Regions from separate parts of the Homo sapiens genome. Here region 2 is linked to region 1. A link is a loop called in an ENCODE intact Hi-C map of the cell type or tissue named here. Cell type or tissue: HepG2. All regions are shown on one strand. Each heading gives the region's core, and the rest is flanking DNA. Links, peaks and the distances in the headings are about the cores only. Region 1 overlaps CHN2 (chimerin 2). Region 2 overlaps PRR15-DT (PRR15 divergent transcript).

Region 1 (2,828 bases), core at 249-2,748:
ATAAAGCCTCCAGGGAATACTCAGAACTCAGGGACGGGTGGAAACAGGAACTGGGAGTATACCTGGAGCCAGTTTCTCCCTCTCTTCCTCCTTCCCTCCCTCCTTTCTTCTTTTTCTCCTTCTAACTCCCTCCCTCTTTCTCTCCCCCTCCCTCCTTCCTTTCCCTCCCTACTTTCATTATCTCTTCCTTCCTCTGTCTCTCCTTCTCCCTCTCCTTCCTCCAGAGGCATCCAGTAGAGGCCAGGTGTGCTACTAAACGTCCAGGACAGGCCACCACAACAAAGAGTTGTGCAGCCCTAAATGCCAGTAGTGCTGAGACTGAGAAACCTCACTACTGGCAATGGGGAGCCACTCGAGGTTTTTGAGCAGGGAAGTGTCAAAAGGATGTGGGTGTCGATGTGCTCATAAACCTGATCAAAGTTAAGTAGCATGAGGACATCTTACTTTATGCAGTGGGGAGACTCCCAGAAAGCTTTGAGACAATCAATATTTTAGAAATGCAATCCTATCTTAAACTAGGGCAGCTGCTAATGAGAAGTCCAGGGATCTGTGGTGCCCGGTTTGAGAAACTCAGCTCTCCTGCCCCATCTCCTTGGCCAGCCTTTCAGAGGGAACTCAGAGTGTCTGTCATAGATTGATTCACCTCTGCTGTGTTTTCGTACATCTGAAAAGGGTCACTTCAAGGTTAGGACTTCATCTGGTCTTGCAAAAGGGGAGAGTTCAAAGTTTAACCTAATTTTTCATATGAGATGAATGTCACATGGTTGTGGGAAATACAGTAAATTATAGGAAAAGTCCTTGGCAGAGATCTGGAAGCCTTGACTGTGCTGCTGACCTGGGTGACGCAGGATAGGCTGCCTGCCCTCCAGCCTCTCAGTTAACCCTGGGCAAACACTAGACTAGACCTCCAGAACCCAGCCACATGTAGCTGGAAGGGACTTTAGCTCTCTCTTCTGTGAACATAAAGTAGCTAAACAAACAAACAAACAAACAAACTGCCTCTGACCCGAAGATTCCTTTTCAAAGCAAAAGAATAAAATTCTGATTTTTAATATGAATAATAAAATGACAAATTGAGGCAATAAGGTTTCCATCTATACCACTGCTTCTCAATAAAGGAAACTTCACCCCCCCACCTCCCCCTGACCCCTGGGGGACATTTGTCAATGCCTACAGATATTTGTGATTTGTCCCAGCTGGGAGTGCTACTGGCATTTAGTGGGTGGAGGCCAGCGATGCTGCCAAACATCCCACAATGTACGAGGCAGACCCCCACAACAAAGAATTTTCCAGCCCAAAATGTTAATCAGTAGTGCCGAGGCTAAGAAATCATGATGTATACTGGTAAGAAAAAGCAAAAATTCTCAACTGCAGCATGTCATAAACGGTACTTTTCCTTCTTACAGTTTCGATCCCAGGCTGAGCTGATATTAATACATCTGGGTGGTGTCTACATTGACCCATCAAAACATATCTGGTATAAAACCACCAGAGAATACTGCCTTCCAGATTCAGCAGCTATGAGACAAATAACATCCTGTTCATTTAGAAAGAGCTGTGTTGAGAGATACTTGCTAAATGCCTGAGATCTTTCTGGATGACTCTTCTTGCTCTTGTTTTTGCAAAGTAGCCATTCCTGGGCCATTTGTCAAACATACCTTATCTCGTGTAATATCATCTTTTTTGTTTGGTGTGGTTTTTGAATTCCAGGCAGACCGTGCCTAGTGTAATAGTCTTGGACAGACATTCTTCCTGTCTGGAGTATTTTCTTCCTGTCTAGAATATTTTAGTTACTGCCCTCAAGTTTTCAAACTGTTCTTTCTCTAAAAAGATATTCTTGCAAATCAGTGAACTTCAGAAAATGGAAAAAGCCGACCAGTGAATTTTAAGATACGGTATATTTCAATGAAAGAGTAGACATAATAAGTAGAAGCCAAATAAAATGGGCTCAGAGCATGCCCTCAGCATTTACACGTAGCCTTCTGTCTAGAGATTGTCCTTGTGGATCCAAAAGAAAATTGAACAATATATCGGTCGTGAAAATAAACAATGGCCCATCACCAAAAAGGAAAGTAGGCAATGGGCCTAAAATAATGTTTCACTTTACATCCTTGCTCTATTCTCATTTTGTTTTATTTTTTGGGGACTGTGTGGGGACACTGGGTGCTACTTGCTCTTCGAGACGTCTATGCATTTATTTGGCTGGACAGAACAGATCAAAGGCAGTAGGGATACTTGTTGGGAAAGGATGTTGGTAAATATGGACAGTGATAATAAGCATTAAAATGCAATCCTGATGTGCTCAATTATTTTTAAAAATATTGGCAAAAAAAGTGAAATTTTAGAAAATCTGTGATTAGCCTATCCTGTTTTTCCTGAAACAATAGGCCAGTTTATATTTTGTCAATATGCATTCTGTCCACGTGTAGTAAACATGTAGCCACTCACTTAATTTCTAAATATTGCATTTTCATTTTTACCCCAAGATATAGGGATATTTAAGATGAGGTTATTTCATCCACTCAAGATGTTTCAGAGACCAACGTGATGTCATTCCTTTTTTTTTTTTTTTTGAAACACCATTTGCCAGAAAAGAATGCCTTTCAAAACCTAAGCCCACCTTCATTGGCCTTTGGTTATGCTGTTTTCTCTTCTGTAAATGTCTTCCTCAAGTCATCTGCTCTCCAGTCAACACCATCACTTCCCCACCTGCTCAATCTTTCCCAGGCTGGTGAATTCCTATCCATCCTTCAAAGCCCAGTTCAATATCCCCTTCCGCAGACTTCTAGGAAGAATTTATTATTCTCTCCATTATACTACCATAGGAT
Region 2 (2,828 bases), core at 232-2,731, 56 kb after region 1:
GAACATGCCTCAACATAATATAAACCATATATGACAGACCTACAGATAGTATCATACTGAATGGGGAAAAACTGAAAGTCTTTACGATTTGAAACACAACAAGGATGCCCACTTTCACTATTGTTATTCAACATAGTACTGGAAGTCCTAGATAGAGCAATCAGACAAAAGAAATTAATAAAGAGCATGGAATTGGAAAGGAAGAAGTCAAATTATCCTTGCTTTCAGATGATATGGTCTTATATTTGGAAAAACCTAAAGACTCCATAAAAAACTATTAGAACTGATAAATTCAGTAAAGTTGAAGGATACAAAATCAACATACAAAAATCATTAGCATTTCTATATGCCACCAGTGAACAATCTGAAAAAGAAATTAAAAAAAGTAATCCAATTTACAATAGCCACAAATAAAATGAAATACTTAGGAATTAACCAAAGAAGTGAAAAATCTTTATAATGAACACTATAAAACACTGATGAAAAAAAGTAAAGAGAACACCAAAACATGGAAAGATATTCCATGTTCTAGGAATCAATGTTGTTTAAATGTTCATACTACCCAAAGCAATCTACAGATTCAATGCAATCCCTATCAAAATAACAATGACATTCTTCACAGAAATTGAAAAGTCTTAAAATTTATATGGAACCACAAAAGACCCAGAATACCCAAAGCTACCCTAAGCAAAAACAAAAAACAAAACTGGAGGAATCACATTACCTGACTTCAAATTATACTACAGAGCTATGGTCACCAAAACAGCATGGTACTGGCATAAAAACAGACACATAGACCAATTGAACAAAATAGAGAACCCAGAAACAAATGCATACACCTACAGTGAACTTACACCTACAGTACATACACCTACAGTGAACTTACACCTACAGTGAACAGTAAAGTGACAAGAAAATACACTGTGGAAAAGATAGTATCTTCAATAAATGGTGCTAGGAAAACTGGATAACTATATGCAGAAGCATGAAACTAGATCCCTATCTCTAGCCATATACAAAAATCAAATCAAAATGGATTAAAGACTTGAATGTAAGACCTCAAACTATGCAACTACTACGAGAAAACATTGGGAAAAATCTCCAGGACATTGGTCTGGGCAAAAATTTCTTGAGTATTACCCCACAAGCACAGGCAACCAAGGCAAAAATGGACAAATGGGATCACATCAAGTTTTTTAAAATGTCTGCACAGCAAAGGAAACTATAAACAAAGTGAAGAGACAACCCACAGAATGGGAGAATATATTTGCAAACTACCCATCTGACAAGGAATTAATAACCAGAGCTCAAACAACTCTAAAAAAAAGAGCTGAAACAATTCTATAAAAAATCTAATAATCTAATCAAAAATGGGCAAAAGATTTGAATAGATGTTTTTCAAAAGAAGACATACAAGTGGCAAACAGGTATATGAAAAGGTGCTCAATGTCATTGATCATCAGAGAAATGCAAATGAAAACTACAATGAGATATCATTTCACCCCAGTTAAAATGATTTTTATCCCAAAGACAGGCAATAACAAATTCTGGCAAGGATGTGGAGAAAAGGGAACTCTTGTACACTGTTGGTGAAAATGTAAATTAGCATAATCACTATGGAGAACAGTTTGGAAGCTCCTCAAAGAACTAAAAGTTGAGCTACCATATGATCCAGCAATCCCACTGCTCGTTATATAACCAAAAGAAAGGAAATCAGTATATTGGAGAGATATTCTGCACTCCCATGTTTATTGCAGCACTGTTCACAACAGCCAAGATTTGGAAGCAACCTAAGCACCCATGATGAATGGATAAAGAAAATGTGGTACTTATACACAATGGAGTGCTATTGGGCCATAAAAAAGAATGAGATCCAGTCGTTTGCAACAACATGGATGGAAATGGAAGGCATTATGTTAAATAAAACAAGCCAGGCACAGAAAGACAAACATCACATGTTCTCATTTATTTGTGGGATCTAAAAATCAAATTAATTGAACTCATAGAGAGAGGAAGATTGCCAGAGGATGGGAGGGGTAGGGTAGGTGGGGGGTGAGGGGGAGGTGAGGATGGTTAATGGGCACAAAAAAATAGAAAGAGTAAGACCTGCTATTTGACAACACAACAAGGTGACTATAGTCAATAACTTGATTGTATATTTAAAAATAAGTAAAAGAATATAATTGGATTATTTGTAACACATAAAATAAATGCTTGAGGGGATCACCCCATTCTCCATGATGTGATTATTACATATTGCATGCCTGTATCAAAACATCTCATGTACCCCATAAATATATATACCTACTATGTACCCACAAAAGTTAAAAATAAAAAAATGTAAATCAACTGTAAAAAATAAATTTAAAAATGAGCAAGAAAAAGCAGGTAACAGTAAATATAGTAAGTAGATACAGCAGAATTAGCCATCAACTAAGTGAAGGTATATGAGCAATAATCTAAAATATTGTAAGATAAATACATTCGAAATGGTTAAAGAGACAAACCAAAGAATAGAAACTGTAACAGAAGAATAAAAACATAAAACAGAAGTTGAAAATGAGTATAATTTTTTCAAAAGCCAGTGAAATGAAATACCGAATGAACCAATTAAACAGAAGATGGATCTTTACTGAAGAGGTAAATCTGAGAGAATGAACCAGAAACCAAGACAGAGAGTATAACAGAGGGAGTAAGCCAGGAAGGCATGAGATGTGAGAAACAAAGAAAGAAACTCAGGATCAGGGAGGAAACAAAGGGACTCTTGAAAATGAGGGTAAAAGGAGATCCCAGGAGGGTAGCTGTGTATTAAGCATGGAGGGCAAACA

What was found. A loop is a pair of places that touch in the nucleus more often than their neighbours do. Peaks named below come from ENCODE experiments on the same cell type or tissue, not always from the same donor. Only the 100,000 strongest peaks of a DNase experiment are listed, where the experiment ranks them.
Region 2: a loop joins it to region 1, with 2.2 times the contacts of the local background. A loop is called at or near these places in 2 of 110 quality-filtered maps.

Annotation. Positions count from the first base shown.
Region 1 is chr7:29,487,555-29,490,382 of GRCh38, forward strand. The region is part of intron 7 of CHN2 (chimerin 2); the gene reads left to right. Among named protein-coding and RNA genes, the nearest start is that of PRR15-DT, 75 kb to the right of the region's middle. In HepG2, for the core only: no CTCF peak of the experiment used is centred there; DNase peaks (open chromatin) are centred at 769 and 1,637.
Region 2 is chr7:29,543,809-29,546,636 of GRCh38, forward strand. The region is part of intron 1 of PRR15-DT (PRR15 divergent transcript); the gene reads right to left. Among named protein-coding and RNA genes, the nearest start is that of PRR15-DT, 18 kb to the right of the region's middle. In HepG2, for the core only: no CTCF peak of the experiment used is centred there; no DNase peak of the experiment used is centred there.